Linked DNA regions of Homo sapiens: regions 1 and 2 are each linked to region 3. The links are chromatin loops, found by intact Hi-C in ENCODE. Cell type or tissue: GM12878. All regions are shown on one strand. Region 1 has its middle 16 kb from the start of ATF7IP2. Region 2 has its middle 70 kb from the start of ATF7IP2. Region 3 holds the start of LOC105371078 (a long non-coding RNA gene).

Region 1 (8,000 bases), 110 kb after region 3:
ACAAAAACCACTTAGCGTCTCACAGTTTCTGTGTATCAGGAATGCAGGTACAGCTTAGGTGGGTGCTTCTCAAGATTGTGCAGGGGGTTCCAGTCGAGCTGTCAACTGTAGTCAGCTCAAGACAATTGGCCAGGCACAATGGCTCGCTCCTGTAATCCCAGCACTTTTGGAGGCCAAGGTGGCCATATCACCTGAGGTCAGGAGTTCGAAACCAGCTGGCCAACATGGTGAAACCCTGTCTCTACTAAAAATACAAAAAATTAGCCGGGCGTAGTGGCGGGCGCCTGTAGTCCCAGCTACTTGGGAGGCTGAGGCAGGAGAATGGCGTGAACCCGGGAGGCGGAGCTTGCAGTGAGCCGAGATCCCGCCACTGCACTCCAGCCTGGGCAACAAAGCGAGACTCCGTCTCAAAAAAAAAAAAAAAAAAAAAAAAAAAAAAAAAAATTAGCTGGGCGTGGTGGCACATGCCTGTAATCGCAGCTACTGGGGAGGCTAAGGCAGAAGCATCACTTGAACCCGGGAGGTGGAGGCTGCATTGAGCCATGATTGCGCCACTGCATTCCAACCTGGGTGACAGAGCAAGACTCTGCCTGAAAATAAATAAATAAATAAACAAACAAACAAATAAATAAATAAATAAAAAGACTCTACTGCGCCTGAGGATCCACTTCCAAGCTCACTCACATGGTTGTTGGGCAGCAATTTCTCATGGTGAGCCTTTTTATAGGAAGGCTTACAGGTTTCCAAGAGAACCAGGGAAGGTTCCCAAGACAGAAGTCACAGACTTGCTGTAACCTAATCTCAGAAATGACATCTGATCATTCCTGCCATATTCTATTTGTTAAAAGCAGTTCAAGGCTGGGTGCGGTGGCTCACACCTGTAATCCCAGCCCTTTGGGAGGCCAAGGCAGGCAGATCACCTGAGGTCAGGAGTTTGAGACCAGCCTGACCAATATGGAGAAACCGTCTCTCTGCTAAAAACAAAATGGCCGGCTAATGCCTGTAATCTCAGCTACTCAGGAGGCTAAGGCAGGAGAATCAATTGAACCTTGGAGGCGGAGGTTGCGGTGAGCCGAGATTGCAACATTGCACTCCAGCCTGGGCAACAAGAGCGAAACTCCATCTCAAAAAAAAAAAAAAAAAAAAGGCAGTTCAAGTTCAACCCATACTCAGTAAGAGGGGAATTAAAAAGGTATGACTCCCAAGTGGGGATCACTGGGAGTCATCTTAGAAGCTATGGACGTTACCCCCAAAGTCTTCAAGTAAAGTTAACCTTTCATAAAAATGAAATGTGTTTGTGGTTTGGCTAGGAATTTCCCTTGACCTGGCACTGCATATTACTGCATATTCCTACATATTCCAGTTTGAGAAGCCCAGTTTATGCCACATGAGTAAAAAAGCCATCTCGACATCCAATATTTATTCTGGCAGAGACTAAGAAACTGAGCAATAGGCTGGGAGCGGTGGCTCACGCCTGTAATCCCAGCACTTTGGGAGGCCGAGGCGGGCGGATCACGAGGTCAGGAGATTGAGACCCTCCTGGCTAACATGGTGAAACCCCGTCTCTACTAAAAATACAAAAAATTAGCTGGGCATGGTGGCGGGCGCCTGTAGACCCAGCTACTCAGGAGGCTGAAGCAGGAGAATGGCGTAAACCTGGGAGGCAGAGCTTGCAGTGAGCCGAGATCGTGCCACTGCACTCCAGCTTGGGGGACAAAGCGAGACTCCATCTCAAAAAAAAAAAAGAAAGAAAGAAAGAAACTGAGCAATAGTTCTAAATGCTGGCTGCATATTAGATCTAGCTGAAGAGCTTCTAAAAAAAATGCTGGCTGGTCACTGTAGCTCACGCCTGTAATTCCAACAGTTTGGGAGGCCAAGAAGAGAGGATTACTTGAGGCCAGGAGTTTGAGATCAGCCTAAGCAACATAGCAAGACTCCATCTCTACAAAAAATAAAAATTAGCTGAGGGTGGTGGCATGTGCCTATAGTCCCAGCTACTCATGAAGCTGAGGCCAGAAGATCAGAAGATCACTTCAGCCAAGGAGGTTGAAGCTACAATGAGCTATGATTGCACAACTGCATTCCAGCCTGGGTCACAGAGCAAGGCCCTGTCGCAAACAAACAAAAAAAAAATTAAATTAAAAAATAAATAAAAATCCCAGCTGGGTGCAGTGGCTCATGCTCATAATCCCAGCACCTTAGGAGGCCAAGGAAGGAGGATTGCTTGAGGCCAGGAGTTTAAGACCAGCCTGGACAGTGCCGTGTGACCTCATCTCTAAAAATTCCCAATACGCAGATCCCCACCCGGACCAATAAAATCTGAATATCTAGTATATAGAACAGATTAGGTGATTACAAATAACTGAACAGCTTTGTTGAGGTATAACTGACATACATTAAACTGGATTTGGTGATCTTTTATTTTTGTTTTTGCTTTTCTTGAATTGTGTAATTTTAATCTGCAGTCTGAATAGAAAGCCTCTGATCTTGAAGCAGAAAAAGACAAGTTATCCTATTATTATTATGATTTGTCTTTCATTCCATCCATATGATAACAGAATCCTGGAGAAGTGATAAAAGGTGGAAAGAAGATAAAGGGAAATGGAAACAACAAGGAAAAGAACAAAATCTATTTGAGGTGTAATCATAATATAATAGAGGGAGTTAAACAGTGCTTCTCAAACTATCTTCAGTGAAAGATCAGTTGGGTTTTTTCCCCCAACCCTTTGCAAACACACTACTTTTGTAAAATACAATAACATTTTCTTAGCAATGTTAAATTGCTACTTAGATGCCAAACTCTTATTGTCCCTTTCTGTACTTGTCTCAAAGCAAACCAGTAACAAAGCAAACCAGATTGGTGCAAGTCTGCAGACCTCACACTGACTAACACTATCTATCCAATCACTGGCTCAATTATTACTTGGTCCTTACTTCAGTGTTGACAAAAAGACTCTTAAGATGTGTCTGACACCAGTTTACGTAGCTTAAGGTTACAGGTTAATAGTTATCTCATGAGACATCACAACTTCTCAGGTACAGCTTCTAGGTGATTTTACCATATGGGGAATGTTTAATTGCACGAGATAGGGTTGAAGAAGATGCAGACTTACTTTCAATTCAGGAAGGTTTCCCCCCTTCCATTACTTACTTTTTACCCCTAAAAAGCAGTTTTCATTGAAATATGATATTTTATTGGTTAGCTTTTGCCCCATGTAACAAGCCAGCCCAAAACTTACTGGTTTGAAACTACAAACATGTATTAGCTCAAAGTTAGTCAGGCTAGCAATCTGGGAAGGACTCAGCTATGTTGAGCATGGGCTTAATTATTTATTCTTCGTTGCACATGTTCAAATACCAGGACACTTGACTGGGCAGGGTGAAATGGCTGGGATAATTGAAGCTTCTCTCCGCATGATCTCTCTTTCTCCAGCAAGCTAGCCTGGACTTGTCCACATGGTGGCAGAACTCCCAAGAGTGGCAAGAGAGAACAAGTCCCACTGCAGAAGCATCTTTCAGGGACCTGCTACATTGTTACCACCTGAGTGGGTTCTTGCCCACTGCCCATAGAGCCAACACTGAGACAGCAGTTGTTGCTGTAAAGAAAGAGTTTAATTATTGTGAGACAACTGAGTGGGAGAACAAGAGATATTTCTCAAAGCCACCTCCCTGAGAATTCAGAGGTTAGGATATTTTTGTTTTTTGTTGTTCTTTTTTTTGTTTGTTTGTTTTTGTTTTTGTTTTTGTTTTTTGAGATGGAGTCTTGCTCCTTTGCCCATGCTGGAGTGCAGTGGTACAATCTTGGTTCATTGCAATCTCTGCCTCCTGGATTCAAGTGATTCTCCCACCTCAGCCTCCCAAGTAGCTGGATTACAGGTGCCCATCACCATGCCCAGCTAATTTTGTATTTTTAGTAGAGACAGGATTTCACCATGTGGGCCAGACTGGTCTCAAACTTGTAATCTCAAGTGATCCACCCACCTTGGCCTCCCAAAGTTCTAGGATTACAGGCATGAGCCACTGAACCCAGCCAGTGGCTAGGATTTTTTAAAGGATAGTTTGGTGGGCAGGTGTGTTAGTCCATTTACACACTGCTATAAAGAACTGCTCAAGACTGGGTAATTTATAAAGAAAAGAGGTTTAATTGACTTGCAGTTCCACATGGCTGGGGAGGCCTTAGAACATACAATTATAACAGAAGGAAAAGCAGGCATGTCTTACATGGCAGCAGGCAAGAGAGTATGTAAGAGCACAGGAAAAACAACCATTTATAAAACCATCAGATCTCATGAGAATTCACTCACTAATACGAGAACAGCATGGAGGAACCACCCCCATAATCTAATCACTTCCCTCCCTTGACACGTGGGAATTACAATTCGAGGTGAGATTTGCATGGGAACACAGAGCCAAACCATATCAGCAGGGGTCCAGAGAATGGGTTCTGCTGATTGATTAGGGATGAAATCATAGCAGTGTCTAAGCTGTCTTCATGAGCTGAGTCAGTCCTTGCAAAATAGGGGAGTCACACGACCAGTCAAGTCAGTTCCTTGGCTGGGGACATGGGCCACTGACCCACATGGTGTCAGCTGGTCCTCTTGCAGGTAAAGCCTGAAAAATATCCCAAAGACCAGTCTTAAGTTTTACAGTAGTGTTTGTGACTGCCAGTTACTATGGAAAGCAAGCTGAGAAACAATGGCAGGTTATCATTTAACTATGCCAGTAGCTTAGTAGAAAAGTTTGTGGGAGGTGAGATTTCTGGTGGTCAAAGCCACCTGGCAGCTCCCTTGACAAGTCTAACATCTGGAAGCCATCTAGGAGGTCTGCGTGATTTAAGAATTGTTGTTTAATAAAAAAGAAAGTTCATTAACCTTTTGGTCAGCCTGCCTTGGGGCTAGGACAGGAAGATAATCAATTATTAGTGACTACCACTTATTGAAATGACTATGTGCAGGCAATCATGAATGGAGGAGGAAAAGGTCAGAGAGAAGGGAAAATATCTTTTTCATTTATTTGAGACAGGGTCTTGCTCAAGTCCAGACTGGAGTGCAGTGATGAGATCATAGCTCACTGCAGCCACAACCTCCAAGGTTTCAGTGATTCTCCCGCCTCAGCCTCCTGAGTAGCCGGGACTACAGCCATGTACCACTAATATTTTTTCCCTTTTTTTGTAGAAATGGGGTCTCATTGTTGCCTAGGCTGGTCTCAAAATCCTGGGCTCAAATGACCCTCCCTCCTCAGCCTCCCGAAGTGCCGGCATTACAAGCGTGAGCCACTGTGCCTGACCAAATTTTTAATATATTTTTGTAGAGAGAGAGTCTCACTATGTTGCCCAGGCTGGTCTTCAGTTCTTGGCCTCAAACTATCCTCTTGCCTCAGCCTTCCAAAGTGCTGAAATTACAGGTGTGAGCCACAATGTCTGGCCCATATTCTGGTTATACCCTATTATTGATGGGCATTTGGGACACGTTCAGTTTCGGGTTATTACACATAGTGCTGCTATGCACATTCTGGTATATGTCATTTGGTTATACACACATAGGCATTTCTGTTGTTACAAACTTAGGAGTAGAATGGCTGGGCACAGTGGCTCACGCCCGTAATCCCAACACTTTGGGAGGCCAAGGCGGGCAGATCACAAGGTCAGGAGTTTGAGACCAGCCTGGCCAATATGGTGAAACCCCATCTCTACTAAAAATCCAAAACAAAATTAGCCGGGCATGGTGGCGGGCACCTGTAGTTCCAGCTACTCAAGAGGCTGAAGCAGGAGAATCGCTTGAACCCAGGAGGTTGCAGTGAGCTGAGATCGTGCCACTGCTCTCCAGCCTGGGTGACAGAACGAGACTCCATCTCAAAAACAACAACAACAACAACAACAAAACAAAACAAAACAAAAACTAGGAGTAGAATTGGTGGGGCATGAGGCATTGCTGTATTCAAATTTAGTAGATATTGTCAAAGTTTTGACAATACAAACTGTACAATACACCTGGACTTTGTACAATTGGTACAAAGTCAAATTGTACCAATTGCACTCATATCAGCAGCACATGAGAGTCCTTGGTGTTGCATATTCTCTCCAACACTTGATATTTTTGACCTTGTCATTTTAGCCTATCTAGTAGGTATGTAGTGGATCACACTATGGTTGTAATTTGCATTTTCCTAATTCATATGGTTGAACATTTTTGTATTGTTTATCGGCCATTTGGATATCCTCATTTGTAAAGTGTCTGTTCAAAATATGTGTGCTCATTTTTTTTTTTTTTGGTTGGGTTGCCTATCACTTTTAGTGATTTGTAGGTGTTCTTTATATATTGTGGATATAAATCTACTTTGGGATATATAAATTGCGAATATTTACTCCCCTTCTGTGGACTACTTTTTTATTCTCCCAGTGGAGTATTTTGATAAGCAGAAGTGCTTATTTTCACCAGACACAGTGGCTTATGCCTGTAATCCCAGCACTTTGGGAGTCAAAAGTGGGCAGATCACAGGGTCATGAGTTTGAGACCAGCCTGGCCAACATAGTGAAACACCGTCTCTACTAAACATACAAAAATTAGCCAGGCGTGGTGGTGCATGCCTGTAATCCCAGCTACTTGGGAGGCTGAGGCAGGAGAATCACTTGAACCTGGGAGGTGGAGGTTGCAGTGAGCCGAGATTGCACCACTGCACTCCAGCCTGGGTGACAGAGCAAGGCTCCATCTCAAAAACAAGAAAAGAAAAGGGGCTCCTTTCCCTTCCCTTCCCTTCCCCTCCCCTCCCCTCCCCTCCCCTCCCCTTCCCTTCATCTTTCTTTCTTTCTTTCTTTCTTTCTTTCTTTCTTTCTTTCTTTCTTTCTTTCAGGAGCCTCACTCTGTTGCCCAGGCTGGAGTACAGTGGCATGATTTCAGCTCACTGCAACCTCTGCCTCCCAGGTTCAAGTGATTCTCCTGCCTCAGCCTCTGGAGTAGCTGGGATTACAGGCACACGCCCCCATGCCCAGCTAATTTTTGTATTTTTAGTAAAGATGGGGTTTCATCATGTTGGCCAGGTTGGTCTTGAACTCCTAACCTCGTGATCCGCTGGCCTCTGCCTCCCAAAGTGCTGGGATTATAGGCATGAGCCACCATGCCTGGCCTGCCTGTGCTTATTTTTAAGGTTGTCCAAATTATCCATTTTCCCAGTGAGTGCTTTTTGTGTCCTCTTTAAGAAATGTTTGCCTAATTTGGTTATAAAAATGCTCTTAACATTTTCCTATGAAAAATTTATTATCTTACCTTTAACAGTTGAAGCAAACTGGAATTATCAGGAATTGAGTGTGTGTGTGTGTGTGTGTGCGTGTGTGTGTAACATGAGACAGAGGGCAAAATATGTTTTTTTTTTCAAATGAATGGCCACTTGACCCAGCACCACTTAGTATTAAAAAAAAAAGTTTCCCTATAGGATTGCAATATCACTTATTTATGGATATAGCATGTTATCTACTATCTTCTTTAATATCTCTTAATAATGCTTTGTCATTTTCCGTATGGAAGTATTGCACATTTTTTCCTTAGAGTTACACTTATGTATGATATATTTTCATGCTATTGGAAATAGTACTACTTTAAAGTTTTCATTTATTAATTGTGATATATACAAACACAATTGATTTTTGTATATTGGCTTTGTATCTGGCAATCTTATTAAATTCATTTATTAATAATGTGTCAGTGGATTTTTGGGGGGATTTTAATATACACAATTTTGCCATTTGCAAAAAATCAGGCTTTGTTTCTTTGTTTTGAGACAGGGTCTTGCTCTGTTGCTCAGGCTGGAGTGCACTAGTGAAATGATGGCTCACTGCAGCCTTGACCTCCTGGGCTCAAGTGATCCTACCACTTCCGCCTTTCCAGTATCTGGGACTACAGGCACATATCAGCATGCCCAGCCTTTTTTTTTTTTTTTTGCTAGTTTTGTGGAGGTAGGGTCTCACTATACTGCCCAGGCTGGTCTCAAACTCCTGTTCCTCAAGT
Region 2 (8,000 bases), 60 kb after region 3:
CCCAGCTACTTGGGAGACTGAGGTTGGAGGATTGCTTGAGCCTGGTAGGTCGAGGTTTCAATGAGTTATGATCGTACCACTGCACTCCAGCCCGGGCAACAGAGGGAGACCCTGTCTCGAAAAAAAAAGACAGGAAACGAAAAAGACAAAATAGATGAAGGAGAAGGGAAGAAAGAGCACTTGTGGAAAAACAAACGAGGTTTTGGAAAGATAAATGAGCCCTTAGGAGACTAGATGGGGGATATGACAGATTTTGTGACTGTCTGCTTTGGTGTGTGGCTGACTTCTGTCTCAGAGAAGATTGGAGTTGTTCCCAGGGATAAGATTTATGACAATAGAGTTCTTTTTTATTCTTTTGGGAGGCTCTGCTCTTAGGCAGATAAGAGATTTCAGAAAGTCAGAAGCCCTCGGCTCAAAACAATTTTTATGCCACACTGGCTTATTCTGGGGCCCTTCCCCATTTCAGAATCCAATTGGGGCCGGGCATGGTGGCTCATGCCTGTAATCCTAACACTCTGGGAGGCCGAGGCAGGTGAATCACTTGAGGCCAGGAGTTTGAGACCAGTCTGGCCAACATGGTGAAACCCCATCTCCACTAAAAATCCAAAAATAAAAGTAGCTGGGCGTGGTGGTGGGCACCTGTAATCCCAGCTACTCAGGAGGCTGGGGCAGGAGAATCACTTGATCCCAGGAAGCAGAGGTTGCAGTGAGCCAAGATCGCGCCACTGCACTTCAGCCCAGGCAACAGAGTGAGACCCTTTCTAAAAAAAAAAAAAAAAAAAAAAAATCCAATTGGGACCCCACCTTACATTTAGTTATGTCTTCTTGGTCTCCTCCAATGTGTGACAGTTTCTCCGTCTTCCTTTATTCCTCACCACTTTGACACTTTTGAGAAATATTGATCTTTTATTTTGTAGACTGTCCCTTAACTTGGTGTTTCCTCATGACTAGACTGAGGTTGTTAAACATTTACTAGCACACCACAGGCCGTTGGTTTGCATGAGAATGAAACAACAACTAGGGTTTCTCTTTATATATATTTTATATTTGATGCTCCCAAAGTGCTAGGATCAGCCAGGCGCGATGGCTCATCCCTGTAATCCCAGTGCTTTGGGAGGCCAAGGTGGAAAGATCACCCAAGCCCAGAAGTTCAAGGCCAGCCTGGGCAATTTAGTGAGATTCCATCTCTTCAAAAAATTTAAATATTAGCCTGCAGGGTGTGAACCTGTAGTCCCAGCTACTCAGGAGGCTGAGGAAAGAAGATCCCTTGAGTCCAGGAGGCCAAGGCTGCAGTGAGCTATGATCGCACCACTGCACTCCAGCCTGGGCAACAGAGTGAAACCTTGATTCTAAAAATAAACACAAAAAGGGAGGTGGAGCATAACTCATCATGCTTTAAGTGTGGACTGCACAGAGTGACTTCCTTACAAAGAGCACAAAGGGAGGGAAAGAGCAACTGTACAGTGAGAAACTTGATAAACACTACCTCAACCAGGTGATCAAGGCCAACATCAACCATGATAAGTCATGTCAACAGTATGCGCTGGTATCACTTGATAAAAATGGCATTTTACCACTATCATCTTTCTTCCAAAAATCCATAACCTCAGCTAATCATGAAAAAAAAACATCAGACAAATCTCAGTAGAGGGCCGTGCTGCAAATTGCCTGACCAGTACTTCTCAGAACTGTCATCAAAAACAAATTCTGAGAAACTGTCACAGCGAAGAGGACCCTAAAGAGACATGACAACTAAATGTAATTGGTATCCTTGATGGGATCCTGGAACAGGAAATCTGTCACAAGGTAAAAACTAAGGCAGTCCGAATAAAGTATGGGCTTTAGTTAATGCATCAATATTAGATCGTTGATTGTAACAAATGCACCACACTAATGTAAGCTAACAGGGGAAACTGAGTCAGGATGTATGAGGACACTGTACTACCTTCACAATTTTTGTAAAATGTAAAACTATTCTTTTTTTTTTTTTTTGAGATGGAGTTTTACTCTTGTTGCCTGGGCTAGAGTACAGTGGCGCAATCTCAGCTCACTGCAACCTCCACCTCCCGGGTTCAAATGATTCTCCTGCCTCAGCCTCCCAAGTAGCTAGGATTACAGGGAGCTACCACCATGCCTGGCTAATTTTTGTACTTTTAGTAGAGACAGGGTTTCACCATGTTGGCCAGGCTGGTCTCAAACTCCTGCCGTCAGGTGATCCACCTGCCTTGGCCTCCCAAAGTGTTGAGATTACAGGTGTGAACCACTGTGCCCAGCTAAAACTATTCTTAAAAAATTTAGTTTGTTTAAAAAAAAAAAAAAAAAGGAAAAAGTGACCATTTTTTAATCTCTCAAAAATATACCATTAACCTAAACCCTTAAAATATTTACATTCAGGCTGGACACAGTGCCTCACACCTGTAATCCCCGCACTTTGGGAGGCTAAAGAGGGAGGATCATTTGAGCCCAGGAGCCTAGGCAACATGGCAAAACCCCACCTCTACAAAAAATACGAAAATGAGCCAGGGGTAATGGCATGTCTGTAGTCCCAGTTACTCAGGAGGCTGAGATGGGAGGATCACTTGAGCCCAGGAGGTTGAGGCTGCAGTAAGCTGATTATGCCACTGCACTCCAGCCTGGGCAACAGAGCAAGATCCTGTCTCAAAATAAAATAAAATAAAATAAAATATTTGCATTCAAAAGGAGCTTCAGAATAGACCATATGAATAAAATATAGCAAGAGCTGCAGATAAATAGATTTCTCTAGAGAATATGAAAATAATACCCGGTACCTATTCAATGATACGAGGAACATGCAGAGGGGAGGGGAATTATTCCAATCAGTCTCCTGCTGCAGAAACCATAAACATAAAAATAGAAGTAGGCTATGAATCTCCCCTCAAGAATGGGAAGGTGATCAATAGCTTCCATCTAGCATCCATGCCCCACTGAGATGACATTCTTTCCAGAGGGGGAAAAATGAGCTGCCAATGAGAAATTGTTGAGATGACTAAGAAAGACACCATCTCAGGAACTTCCAAATTGAGTTTGACTGTTAGTCAATGTGTTGAGTAGTTGTTATATATCATTCCTTCTCCAGAAGATGGAGCTTTAGTCTAAAATAATGATGTAAGACAAGCCGGCAAGCTGGGCCCAGAATAATAGAATTCAAAGAAAATGCATAAATCGTGGTTACTATCAAGAGGGTTTGAAAAGCATTTTAAATCTCCTTGGAGACGGGTTCATTTGACCCGATTCTCTTACTCATTATGAGAATCCATTGCTTCAACTGTTTTCATCCAGGCAAAAAAGAAAATTTCAGTGGGAGTCATAAAAATGATTATGTATCATCTTATTTTTATTTGGTATTTCTCTTCCCAAAAGTCTAAAGGCTCACTATTATCTTGTAGTGCAGTTCATATGTTGATGGAAGTGACATTATTTATTTGTTTATTTATTTATTTTGAGATGGAGTTTCGCTCTTGTTGCCCAGGCTGGAGTGCAATGGTGTGATCTCAGCTCACCGCAACCTCCGCCTCCCAGGTTCAAGTGATTCTCCTGCCTCAGCCTCCTGAGTAGCTGGGATTACAGGCATGCACCACCATGCCTGGCTAATTTTGTATTTTTAGTATAGACGGGGTTTCACCATGTTGGTCAGGCTGGTCTTGAACTCCCAACCTCAGATGACCCACCCACCTCGGCCTCCCAAAGTGCTGAGATTACAGGCGTGAGCCACCGCACCCGGCCAAGGTGACATTTAAGTTCACTGTGGCAGTGAATTTATTATGCAGATAGGAGTTGCATGAATTTTCTCCAAAATATTCAGATATAAAATTCATTTTTGTCTAAAACAAATCAATCTGACTTAGCCCCCATGTCAGCCATAATTTTTCTCACATCTCGCCTCCATATGTAAAACTCTAGAGAGGAACTGATTAGCGTGAAAGGAAAATAAATCTTGGGACCCCAAAATCACTAAGCCAAAGGGAAAGTCAAGCTGAGAACTGCATAGGGCAAACCTGCCTCCCACTGTTTTCCTCAAAAAGATAAAAGCTACATACCGGCCAAGCATGGTGGCTGGCACCTGTAATCCCAGCACTTTTTGAGGCCCAGAACGTTGGGAGGCCGAGGCGGGTGGATCACGAAGTCAGGAGATCAAGACCATCCTGGCTAACACGTTGAAACCCCATCTCTACTAGAAATACAAAAAATTAGCTGGGCATGGTGGCACGAGTCTGTAGTCCCAGCTACTCGGGAGGCTGACGCAGGAGAATCGCTTGAACCCGGGAGGCAGAGGTTGCAGTGAGCTGAGATCTCACCACTGCATTCCAGCCTGGGTGACAGAGCGAGACTCCTAAAAAAAAAAAAAAAAAAAAAAAAAAAAAAAGGCTACATACCTCCCTCAAAAGGAATTTCCTTGTGGACAAAAGACAGAATTCAAAGTCATCCCCCTGCTCACTGAGATAAATGTATGTCCGATTGCCACCTTTGGAGAGGCTAAACAGAAACTCAAAAGAATGCAACCATTTGTCTCTTATCTACCTATGTATGACCTGGAAGCCCCCTCCCTGCTTCAAGTTGTTCCACCTTTCTGGATGGAACCAATATATATCTTACATTCATTGATTGATGTCTCACGTCTCCCTAAAATTTATTAAACCAAGCTTTGCCCTGACCACCTTGGCACATGTCATCAGGACCTCCTGAGGCTGGGTTACAGGCGCACATCCTTAACTTTGGCAAAATAAACTTTCTGAGTTGACTGAGACCTGCCTCAGATATGTGGGGTTCACACTGGCATACCTCAATTCACATGCTCATCTTTGAGCTTATCATAGTCACCTAGATGGTGGTCCCATGGGAAGCCAAGCTGGACCATGTGCCCATACCTATGTGTAGCCCGCAATGTGGGGCAATATAATTAGCCACTACCTACCTGCCCTAAGGTCAAATACTCTCAACAGAATTGAATTCTGCTGAGCATGGTGGCTCACACCTGTACTCCCAGCACTTTTTGAAGCCAAGGAAGGAGGATTACTTGAGGCCAGGAGTTCAAGAACAGCCTGGCCAATACAGGGAGACCCTCGTCTCTACAGAAAATTTTTAAGCCGGACGTGGTGCCTCACACCTGTAATCCCAGCACTTCGGGAGGCCCAGGCGGGTGGATCACAAGGTCAGGAATTCAAGACCCGCCTGGCCAACACAGTGAAACCCCATCTCTACTAAAAATACAAAAAAATTAGCTGGGCGTGGTGGCGGGTGCCTGTAATCCCAGCTACTTGGGAGGCTGAGGCAGGAGAATTGCTTGAACCTGGGAGGTGGAGGTTGCAGTGAGCCAAGATTGTGCCACTGCACTCCAGCCCAGGTGACAATGCGAGATTCCATCTCAAAAAAATAAATAAATAAATAAATAAATAAATAAATAAATAAACAAACATTTTTAAAAACTAGCTAGGCATGGTGGCACACACTTGTAGTCCCAGCTACTTGGGAGGCTGAGGTGGGAGGATCCCTTGAGCCTTGGAGGTCGAGGCTGCAGTAAGATGTGATCACACCACTGCACTCTAGCCTTAGCAATGGAGGAGGACCCTATCTCAAAAAAAAAAAAGATTGAATTCTGTTAGCTGAGAAGAGAGGGAAATGGATGTTTTTAGATAATAAACAGTGTCCGCTGTATGTATCAGTTAGCTATTGCTGCATAACCAATGACTCCAAAACTTGACCATAGTGAGCTATGATTGGGCTGAAGTGATCCTCCTGCCTCAACTTCCCAAGTAGCTGGGATGACACATGGGTGCCACCACACCCTGCTAATTTTTTAATTTTTCTAGAGCTTAGTTGCGCAAGCTGGTCTTGAACTGGTGGCCTCAAGTGATCCTTCTGCCTTGGCCTCCCAAAGTGTCAGATTACAGCTATGAGCCACCACATTTAGCCTTGAAGCAAATCTTGATGAGCAACCTATTTTAGCTATTTCACAGTCTCACCTGCTAAGGCAAGGATTTCCTGGAATGGGCAGCTAAGAGTTTTATGCTTGCTCCCTATATTATTTAATATAAGGATATTGAAAAGTATTCCTGATCTCAGTATGGCTTAATTCAGGAATAAAAAATTATGTCTGTTGGGCCAGGCATGGTGGCTCACACCTGTAATCCCAGCACTTTGGGAGGCCAAGGTGGGCAGATTGCTTGAGCTCACAAGTTTGAGACCAGCCTGAGCAACACGGTAAAACCCCGTCTCTACAAAAAATACAAAAATTGGCCAGGCATGGTGGTGCATGGCTGTAGTTCCAGCTACTCAGGAGGTTGAGGTGGGAGGATCGCTTGAGCCTGGGAGGCAGAGGTTACAGTGAACTGAGATTGTGCCACTGCACCCAGTCTGGGCGATAAAGCCAGGCTTTGTCTCAAAAAAAAAATTACATCTGTTTCTGTTCTCATATATAGTCAATGTGTTTTATTTAGTCACTGCTTTTCTCTAACTCTGGCTATCTCTGGGTGAGATACTCCATGACCTTACTTATAAGCACAAGATGATTTTGAACTGCAAACAAATGGGTTTTAATCGAGGCAAAACAGTTAACATTGAAAAAGCTAGCTAAATTCTAAGTTGAGAATTAGTTGAAAGGCCTGATTTCACTATTTCTGCAACCAGGACACAGACTCCCACACAACCTCTTTTTAAAAATTGCTTTATCTCCAGAAAAGCCAGTTTTCTCAACCAAAGTTCAGTACATTTTTACAGTAACACTGTAAAAAACACTGACACCAACAGATTCCAAAGAAAATGAAGCAAGATATAAAACTTAGATTACTACTCATTGAACATATGGCTAGACACTTTATTTAAAGGAAAGGACAAGGAATTCAGAAGGGCTATAATTAGAAAGAGTCTTCACGCACTGCTCACAAGAATAAGAAGCTTTCCCAGGGCCTTGCACAGATAAGACAATGGCCCCTGACATTTTAAGAAAATGGCCACATTGTACCAGGTCAATCAATGTGAAAAGGTCCACTCCATGAACAGAAAATTGTGTAATGTGACCTGTTTCTTTGTTGTCTATTGACACAGGTAAGATAATGGGCTGTGTTTTCTTTGTGGCTATGACGATCGTTTCCCTCTGTAGGACAGACAACCGGGCAGTGATCTGCTGGGTTCAGCCAATGTGATGAGCAGAAGTGGGAAGAAATCAGTCTCCTGTGCGGATAGAATCAGGAAACCCGTCTAATCCCACTCTTCTCCATTCCATTCTCCATACCGAAACCAGTGTCATCTTCAATGAGATAAAGCATATCTATATCACACCCCTGTTTACAAAAAACCATCACTACTGTCTCCGCTGCATTTGTCTTAATCGCATAATCCGGCTCCTAGTTCTTGGGCCAGTTTTACCATGTGCCAGTTCCCCCGAACCAGTTTCTCCCATTGGAAGGTTTTGTCTCTCTGCACAGCTCTGACCTCTGCCTGTGTTGCTCTTTCCCCAGAGCCTTGCCTGGCTGACTTCTACTCCTCCCTCATGTGGCAGGAAATCTCACCTTTGCAGAAAGACCTTCCATGCCAACCTACACAGCAAAGGTCTTCTCCCAGGCCATGCCCCTTTCAACTCTCAGCTCCTCACTTGTTTTCATCATAACAATTACCCCAAATGATAATGATGGTTTTTTTTTTTTTTTTTTTGAAACAGAGTCTTGTTCTGTTGCCCAGGCTGGAATGCTGTGGCGTTATCTTGGCTCACTGCAACCTCCCACTTCCTGGGTTCAAGCAATTCTCGTGACTCAGCCACCTGAGTAGCTGGGATTACAGGTGTGTACCACCATGCTCAGATAATTTTTGTATTTTTAGTAGAGTTGGGGTTTCATCATGTTGGCTAGGCAATTACAGGCGTGAGCCACTGCGCCCAGTTACAATGGATCTTATGTATCTGACCACTTACCCGTTTTGTCCTTCCTTCCTAGTAGAATTGGACTCCCATGCAAGTGGAGACCCAGTCAGTCTTGTTCACTGCAATC
Region 3 (8,000 bases):
CGCTCTGTTTCACTCCCCCCAGGCGGAGCCCACGCGTGGGGTCTTGTGCGCGTGGTCCCGCGGCAGCCCACAGCCCTCTGCTCTCCGTTTCAGGCTGTGCACCCCGGCTGTCCGCACTCCCGGGCCTCAGTCCTCCCCAGCCGCCCCCTCCACCCACCTGCATGCCTGTGGCACGAGTGGGCACACGTGTTCCCGTCGCATGTGGAGCCCGCACCTGTGGGAGGAGAGCCAGCCCGGGCTGCCGCCGCGGCGGCTGAATCAGGACAGCAAATCTCGCCACCCCCTCACTCCTTAATCCGTTGCAATCTGGCTTCCTCCCTACGCTGCCCGAAGCTGCCCTAGCCGGGGTCGCTGATGATTCCCACGCACCAAGTCCAGCATCTTCTCTACGGTCTGGTCCGGGTGTGTCGCTTGGGAACGTCTGATTTTCATGACCACCACCCCACCAGCACTCCCTCCGCTAACTCCCTCCTCCTCGGACCCTGCCTGCTCCCCTCGGTGCCTTCCCCACTCCATTGTGGGCCCTTCCTGTCCAGATTCTCTCACTCCCACACCTTTCCGCCCAAAGAGCATTTATGGAGCTCTTGCCCTGTGCAGAACGTTGCTGGCCTTGAAGGGGAGCAGGCGGACCCTGAAGGAGGCGGTGAGCTCCTACAGTGGGGGCTCAGACTGCAGCTTCGGTGGCCTGCAATCCGTTCCCAGCTCCTGGCCAGGTGCAGTGGCTCAGCCTATAATCTCAGCACTTTAGGAAGTTGAGGCAGGATTGCTTGAGCCCAAGAGTTCGACACCAACCTTTAAATTGTTTGCCTTTAAATTTCATTAAATTAAATTTCTTTTAAATACAAAAAATCCTGGGCTTAAGCAATCCAGGAGGCCAATTGGCCCTGCTAATTTCATTTAAATTTTTCGTTGAGATGGGTCTTGCTGCGAGACCCTAACCCTAACCTAACCCTAACCCTAACTATCTCTGCGAGACCCCATCTCTACAAAACATTAAAATGAAATTAGCCGGGCATGGTGACAGCCGTGGTCCTAACTACTTGGGAGGCTGAGGCAGGAGGATCACTTGAGCCCAGGAGTTTGATACGAGCCTGGGAACATAGCGAGACCCCTGTGTCTATGAAAAAATGTAAATGAAATTAGCACGGCATGGTGGCCTCGCCTGTAGTCCTGGCTTCTCAGGAGGCTGAGGTGGAAGGATGGTTTGAGCCCAGGAATTCAAGGCTGCAGTGAGCTATGGTCCCACCACTGCACTTCAGCCTGGGTGACAGAGTGAGATCCTGTCTCTAAAAATGAATTTTTTTTTTTTTTAATCCTAGTTCTGCTGCCTTGTTAGCTGTGTGTCTTTGGGCAGATAGCTTACCCTCGCTGGGTCTCAGTTACCCCTTGGAAAACGAGGATCACCGTGGGATTTGCGTGAATGCCTGTGAAGTGTTTAGCACTGTGGTTTGCATGACTGCCTCACCCTACTCTATTTTCTGCACAGCAGCCAGAATGATCTTGAAACATAAATTAGATCTCGGCAGCTGCTCGCCTAAAACCTCTTCAAAGGTTTCTCGTTGCCCTTAGCATAAAATCCAGGCTCTGCACGATGTTTACAAGTCCCTGGCGATGCTCTGATCTCATGTTGGGTTACGCTTCCCTTGGTTCAGAAATCCCAGCCACCCTGGCTTTCTTTAATATTAAATTTCATTTTAAATAATTAAAATATAAAGAGTAAATTATTTAATGTACTAAATTAAATAATTTCATTTAAAATTTAATGTCTAATACCTAAATTAAATAATTTCCTTTAAAATGTAATGTCTAATACCTAAATAATTTCATTTAAAATTTAATATCGAATACATCAAGCTTGCTTCCACATCAGGACTAGTGCGGTGCCACCCCCTCCACTTGGAATGCAGAGCACTGCCTTCTGTCCATCAACCACGTGCCTCAGGTTTTCTCTCCTTCCCATCCTTCAGGTCTCAGCTTCAATGCCACCTCCTCAGGCCTTCCCTTACCACAAGGGAGGAGATACTGTCAATGTCCCACTCAGATCCTTGTCACCAGGCCAGTGGACCCACCCCCAACTGCTGTAGGTATCAGCTACTTAGGGCTCATACCTGAAACCTTCTCTAAAGGATTAACTACCTGGCTTCTCTGACTTTCCTTTCACTGAGAGCAGCCCCTCAAAAAATCACTGGCACAACAGTTGCCATCTCAGACTGCCTCTAGGGAACGGAACTTAAGATACATTTTTTTTCTTTATCTTGGTTTCTTTCAGAGCAATTATTATTATTATTATTATTATTATTGTTTTAAGACAGGGTCTTGCCAGGTGTGGTGGCTCACTCCTGTAATCCCAGCTCACTCCTGTAATCCCAGCACTTTGGGAGGTCAAAGTAGGAGGATCACTTGAAGTCAGGAGTTTGAGACCAGACTGGCCAACATGGTGAAACCCCATCTGTACTAAAAATACAAAAATTAGCCAGGCATGATGGCAGGTGCCTGTGATCCCAGCTACTCGGAAGGCTAGGGCAGGAGAATCTCTCAAACCCAGGAGGCAGAGGTTGCAGTGAGCCAAGATCGTGCCACTGCACTGCAGCCTAGGTGACAGACTGAGACTCTGTCTCAAAAAAGAAATAGGATCTCGCTATGTCACCCAGGCTCGAGTGCAGTGGCACAATCATGGCTCACTGCAGCCTCGAACCCCTGGGCTCAAGGGATTTTCCCACCTCAGGAGACTCATGACTACAGGTGCATGACACCACACCTGGCTAACATTTTATTTTATTTATTTATTTTTGACACAGAGTCTCGCTTACCCAGGCTGGAGTGCAGTGGCACAATCTCGGCTCACTGCAACCTCTGCCTCCTGGATTCAAGCAATCCTCCCACCTTAGCCTGCAGACACAGACCACCATGCCTGGCTTTTTTTTTTTTTTTTTTTTTGAGACGGAGTCTCGCTCTGTCACCCAGGCTAGAGTACAGCAATGCAATCTCAGCTCACTGCAACCTCCGCCTCCCGGGTTCAAGCAATTCTCCTGCCTCAGCCTCCCAAGTAGCTGGGACTACAGGCGCACGCCGCCAAGCCCGGCTAATTTTTTGTATTTTAGTAGAGGTGGGGTTTCACCATGTTGCCCAGGTTGGTCTTGAACTCCTGAGCTCAGGCAATCCGCCTGCCTCACCCTCCCAAAGTGCTAGGATTACAGGCATGAGCCACCACGCCCGGCCAATATTTTTTATTGTTAGCGAGGTCTATGTTGCCCAGGCTGGTCTCAAACTCCTGGCCTCAAGTAATCCTCCCACCTCCGCCTTCCAAAGTGCTGGGATTACAGGTGTGAGCCACTGCGCCCAGCCATTATTAATTTTGGAAAATATTTGGTACATTTCTTTCCTCTCTCTCCCTCACTACAGGGGAAGTTCCATGAGGGCAAGAATCACACCCGTTTAATCCATCACTTCACCCGCACACTTGGCGTGGGGGCCTGCACGTAGGAGATGCCGGAAGAGCTATTTCTTGAACTCAGGAAATGAGGCATCGTGTGTTTCCAGGGATTCCTCTCTAGTTTCCCCTCTTTTGACCTTCCTCTCAGTCCACTCTTAGATGATCCTCTTAGGATCTCAAACTCAGTGGGTCCCAGTGTTGATCCATCATCTACCCTCAGGAGAGGAGCTCTCCCCTGCCTTTTCTACCTCTGGCAGTAGCACCAGCCTTCTGGTGCCAAGGCTAGAACTCTGAGTGCCATGTCTGACTCATTCATCACAGCCATCCCCATAGCTAATCAGTGCCTGGACCTGTCTAAGACGTGTTGACATTGTCCCCTTCTCTCCTCTCCCCGAAGCTCCATGCTCACAGCCTTCAAGCCAGCCCAAGCCCCGGTTTCCTCATTCCCAAGTTGCTACAAGAACTCTTAGTAGGAACTCCCCACATCTAGCCCTCACCTCTCCTGCACCCATCTTGCACCAACCTGCTGGACTAACACTGCCAACACTCACCAGGAATCACCTCCCTCCCTCTGGTAAAAACCCTAAGAAGCCCACAGAGCCATGTCCCGTTGTCTTGCCTAACCTGGCATTCAAAGCCTCCAGTGATAAATCCTCGAGCCACCTCTTCCAACCTTGTCATTAATACTACAAAAGGTCAGGGAACACTTCTTTTAGGAGGTGACATTTCAGCCAGATCTGAACAAGGAAGAGCAACAATACAGAGCTGTTTTCAGATGTTAGGGTACTTCAGAACCCCCTGGGAATGTAAAAATATACGCAAATGCCTGTAGTGATGGAGATCGTTTGCTTGCTTGTTTCTTTCTTTGTTTTTAGCAATCCCTCCAGGACATTTTGTAGTCAGGCTTAGAAGCCACAGGTGGAGGGACAGACACACAGATGGACGAACAAAGAGACATAAATTAGTAAGTTATAACCTAACCATAAATCCCAGGCCTGAAAGCACAAAAGACCCTGCCATTCACTTTTTCTGGGAGAATCAGAAAGATGTCCAGGAGGAGAGGGTCTTTAAGCATCGTCTGAAGGGGTGAGCAGGGTTTGCAAAGCAGAAGAAAAATGGTCCTCATTAACATAGTGGAGAGTTTAAAAAAAAAAAGTGTACCCAGTGCAAAAGCTGGGAAAAAAAAAAAAGAATGGAGAAACTCACAGGCAGAGAGGGCAGCTCCTGTGAGAGGTCCCGGGCTGCGGCCAGTAGGTGACCACCAACGGGAGGCAGTGACTATATCAGGATGCCGAGGGGCCCCAGGGAGATGCGGCTGAGGTTGGAGTTGGGGCAGGTGAAGGGGAAGGACTTTGTGGGGTATCTGAGGAAGATGGAGTTTCTCCTGAGGCCACCAGGAGGCGCCAGACGTCAAGCGGGGCGGGGGGCGGGGACGGGCTCGGTAACTTTCCTCTGCTGAAAACAGCCCTGAGCAGGGTTAGCAAGGATTAGCCGTGGCAATAAAGGGCTTATAAGGAAATTAAAAGGTCTAATGAGGGCCATAAGGATGATTTATACCCTTTCTGTAGCATGCCTCTTCCTTGTACTAGAATTCATGTATGCCTTTGTCCTGTCTCCCTAATGAATTGTGGGGTACTCATAGAACTAAAACCCGTGTAATGATTAGCTGAAGCAGGGTTTCTCAACCTTGGAACTGTTGACATTTGGGGCTGGTAATTCTGTGTTGTGGGAGGTTGTTCTGTGCATGTTAGGGTGTTTAGCAGCGTCCTTGGTTTCTACTCACAAGATGCCAATGCACCTCCATCTCAACTAGTGACAAGCAAAAATGTCTCCTGACATTGCCAGCTGACCCGTGGGAGCAAAATCACCCTCAGTGGCAAACCATTGGGTTAAAGGGGTTCTGCAGGCTCTAGCAGGATCCAAATCTGGGCTCTGCCACTTCCCAAGTAGGTGATCTTGGGCAGACTACGTCACTCCTCTATGCCTCCATTTTCTCATGTATCAAGAAGGGATTTTTAAAAAGTATTGACATCAGCATCAGTGTAAGAATGAAACACAGTGATCCAGCCAGGCACAGTGATGCACGCCTGTAATCCCAGCCCTTTGGGAGGCTGAGGCAGGAGGACTGTGTGAGCCCAGGAGTTTTAGACCAGCCTGAGCTACATAGCAAGACCCTATCTCTACAGAAAACAACAACAAAAAAAATTAGCCAAGTGTGGTGGTGCACCTGTAATCCCAGCTACACAGGAGACTGAGGCGGGAGGATCGCCTGAGCCAGGAGCTCAAGGTTACAGTGAGCTATGATCATTCACTGCACTCTAGCCCGGGCAACAGAGGAAGCCCTTGTCTCTAAAAATAGAAATAATAAATTAATAAATAATAAAAATAAATACAAGGCTGGGCCCGGTGGCTCATGCCTGTAATCCCAGCACTTTGAGAGGCTGAGGCGGGAGGATCACCTGAGGTCAGGAGTTTGAGACCAGCCTGGCCAACGTGTTGAAACCCTGTCTCTACTAAAAATTTAAAAATTAGCTGGGCATGGTGGCGGGTCCCTGTAATCCTAGCTACTCAGGAGGCTGAGGCACAAGAATTGCTTGAACCCAGGAGATGGATGTTGCAGTGAGCCGAAATCGTGCTACTACAGTCCAGCCTGGGTGACAGAGCAAGATTCCATCTCAAAATATAAAAATAAATAATAAATACAATGACAAATGCGAAGGCCACAAGGTAAACACTCAATGAACACCAGGCCTCTGAGGACACAAGGGATAGTAATGGTTATGGTAACCTCAGTGTTAGCAACTACAGCCTAACTCAAGAATTCCCCGAAGATGTGTTCCAAGGAATAATGAACTCAAAAAGTAGTTTTATTTAAAAAGGTTTTCAGGCCAGAAAATGCAGGACACCCAATTCCTTTTTGAGCAAATTAGGTATACTCAGTTAATTAAGACTCCAAGAAGGCCTGCAGTCATCATTACTCGATTTGAAGCTCTGGGAAATGAGGAGTGAAGTCTAACTCACTACAGTATCCCCCTTCCTAGCATAATGCTGAGGAACACTCAATAAGAACGTGATAAATTGTGGGCAGAGGATTACCCAGGTGCCGAGGCAAGAGACTGAAGGCACAAACTGTTTCAGTATAATGAAGAAAATAGTTACAATTAGAATAGTTATAATAGAAATTAGATATAGAGATGATCATGGACATTATCAATCATTAGTATAACCATTATTAATCATTAGCCTTTAATATTACTGTTTGTTTAATTACTGATATAACAAAGGAATAACCAGCGGGGATAGGGTCAGGTGCTGAAGAGACATTGTGAGAAGTGACCAAGAAGGCAAGAGGTGAGCCCTCTGTCACGCCTGCATAAGGGCCGCTTGAGGGCTCCTTGGTCAAGCGGTAATGCCAGTGCCTGGGAAAGCACCCGTGACTTAGCAGACCATGAAAGGGAGTCTCGCTTTACTTGGAGGACTCAGGGAACACTCTGCTCCACCACCTTCTTGTGGGAGGTTGGATATTATCCAGGCCTGCCCACAGTCATCTGGAGGCCTAAACCCCTCCCTGTGGTGCTGTGCTTCAGTGGTCATGCTCCCTGTCCACTTTCATGTTCCTCCTGTACTCCTGGTTCCTCTTTGAAGTTCTTAGAAGATAGCAGTAGAAGAAACAGTGAAAGTCTTAAAGTCTTTGATCTTTCTGATAAGTGCATAGAAGAAAATGCAGATGTATGCTGCCTTCTCTCTCTGCTTCAGCTACCTAAAAGGGAAGGGCCCCCTGTCCCATGATCATGTGACTTGCTTGACCTTATCAATCACTCGGACAACTCACCCTCCTTACCCTGCCCCTTGTCTTATATAGAATAAATATCAGCCCGCCCAGCCATTTGGAGCCACTACTGGTCTCTGCGTCTTGGTGGTAGTGGTCCCCCAGGCCCAGCTGTTTTTCTCTTTACTTCTTTGTCTGGTGTCTTTATTTCTTATCATCTCTCGTCTCCACACACGGGGAGAACACCCAATAAGCCCCGTAGGACTGGACCCTACAATAAATGAATAAATTAACTGAATATTTACATGAGTAAACTTGTTAATTACAGAAGTCAGCTTAGCTGAGTTTCACCCAGTGTTTTCCAAGCTCTATGGACCACTGCACTACACAGATCCCTAGGACTAGAGCCCTACAGATGTGCTTTAGAAAAAAAGTAAAGAGACAAAAATAAAAAATAAAAAAATTTTAAAAATATACAAATATACTTTGGAAAATGTAGCCCTTTCCCAGAATGGTAAAGCAAAAGTGAGTGACTCAGAAGGCAAGGACGATGACAGGACACATTTCTGGGATCTGAGTTTCACGGGGGCTTCATTAATTTAAAACATTTTTTTTTTAAATCAGAGTCTTGCTCTGTTGCCCAGGGTGGAGTGCAGTGGCTCGATCTTGGCCCACTGCAACCCCTGCCTCCCAGGTTCAAGCAATTCTCTTGCCTCAGCCTTCCCGGTAGCTGGGATTACAGGCATATGCCAACACGCCTGGCTAATTTTTGTATTTTTAGTAGAGACAAGGTTTCAC

Evidence for each region. Hi-C counts contacts between places; a loop is a spot of excess contacts. Peaks named below come from ENCODE experiments on the same cell type or tissue, not always from the same donor. Only the 100,000 strongest peaks of a DNase experiment are listed, where the experiment ranks them.
Region 1: a loop joins it to region 3, with 4 times the contacts of the local background. A loop is called at or near these places in 3 of 110 quality-filtered maps.
Region 2: it touches region 3 in a loop (6-fold over the local background); 13 of 110 quality-filtered maps call a loop at or near these places.

The regions. Positions count from the first base shown.
Region 1 is chr16:10,365,774-10,373,773 of GRCh38, forward strand. No RefSeq gene overlaps it. Among named protein-coding and RNA genes, the nearest start is that of ATF7IP2, 16 kb to the right of the region's middle. In GM12878, no CTCF peak of the experiment used is centred here; a DNase peak (open chromatin) is centred at 4,708.
Region 2 is chr16:10,311,912-10,319,911 of GRCh38, forward strand. No RefSeq gene overlaps it. Among named protein-coding and RNA genes, the nearest start is that of ATF7IP2, 70 kb to the right of the region's middle. In GM12878, a CTCF peak has its summit at 3,085 (motif pointing right); DNase peaks (open chromatin) are centred at 970, 1,420 and 3,069; H3K27ac peaks cover 1,632 bases.
Region 3 is chr16:10,252,157-10,260,156 of GRCh38, forward strand. LOC105371078 (a long non-coding RNA gene) reads right to left here and starts at 487. Exons shown (of 3, transcript XR_001752077.1): 1 at 158-487. RefSeq lists an enhancer at 7,113-7,162. In GM12878, CTCF peaks have their summits at 4,833 (motif pointing right) and 6,829; DNase peaks (open chromatin) are centred at 4,885, 5,120 and 6,925; H3K27ac peaks cover 1,013 bases.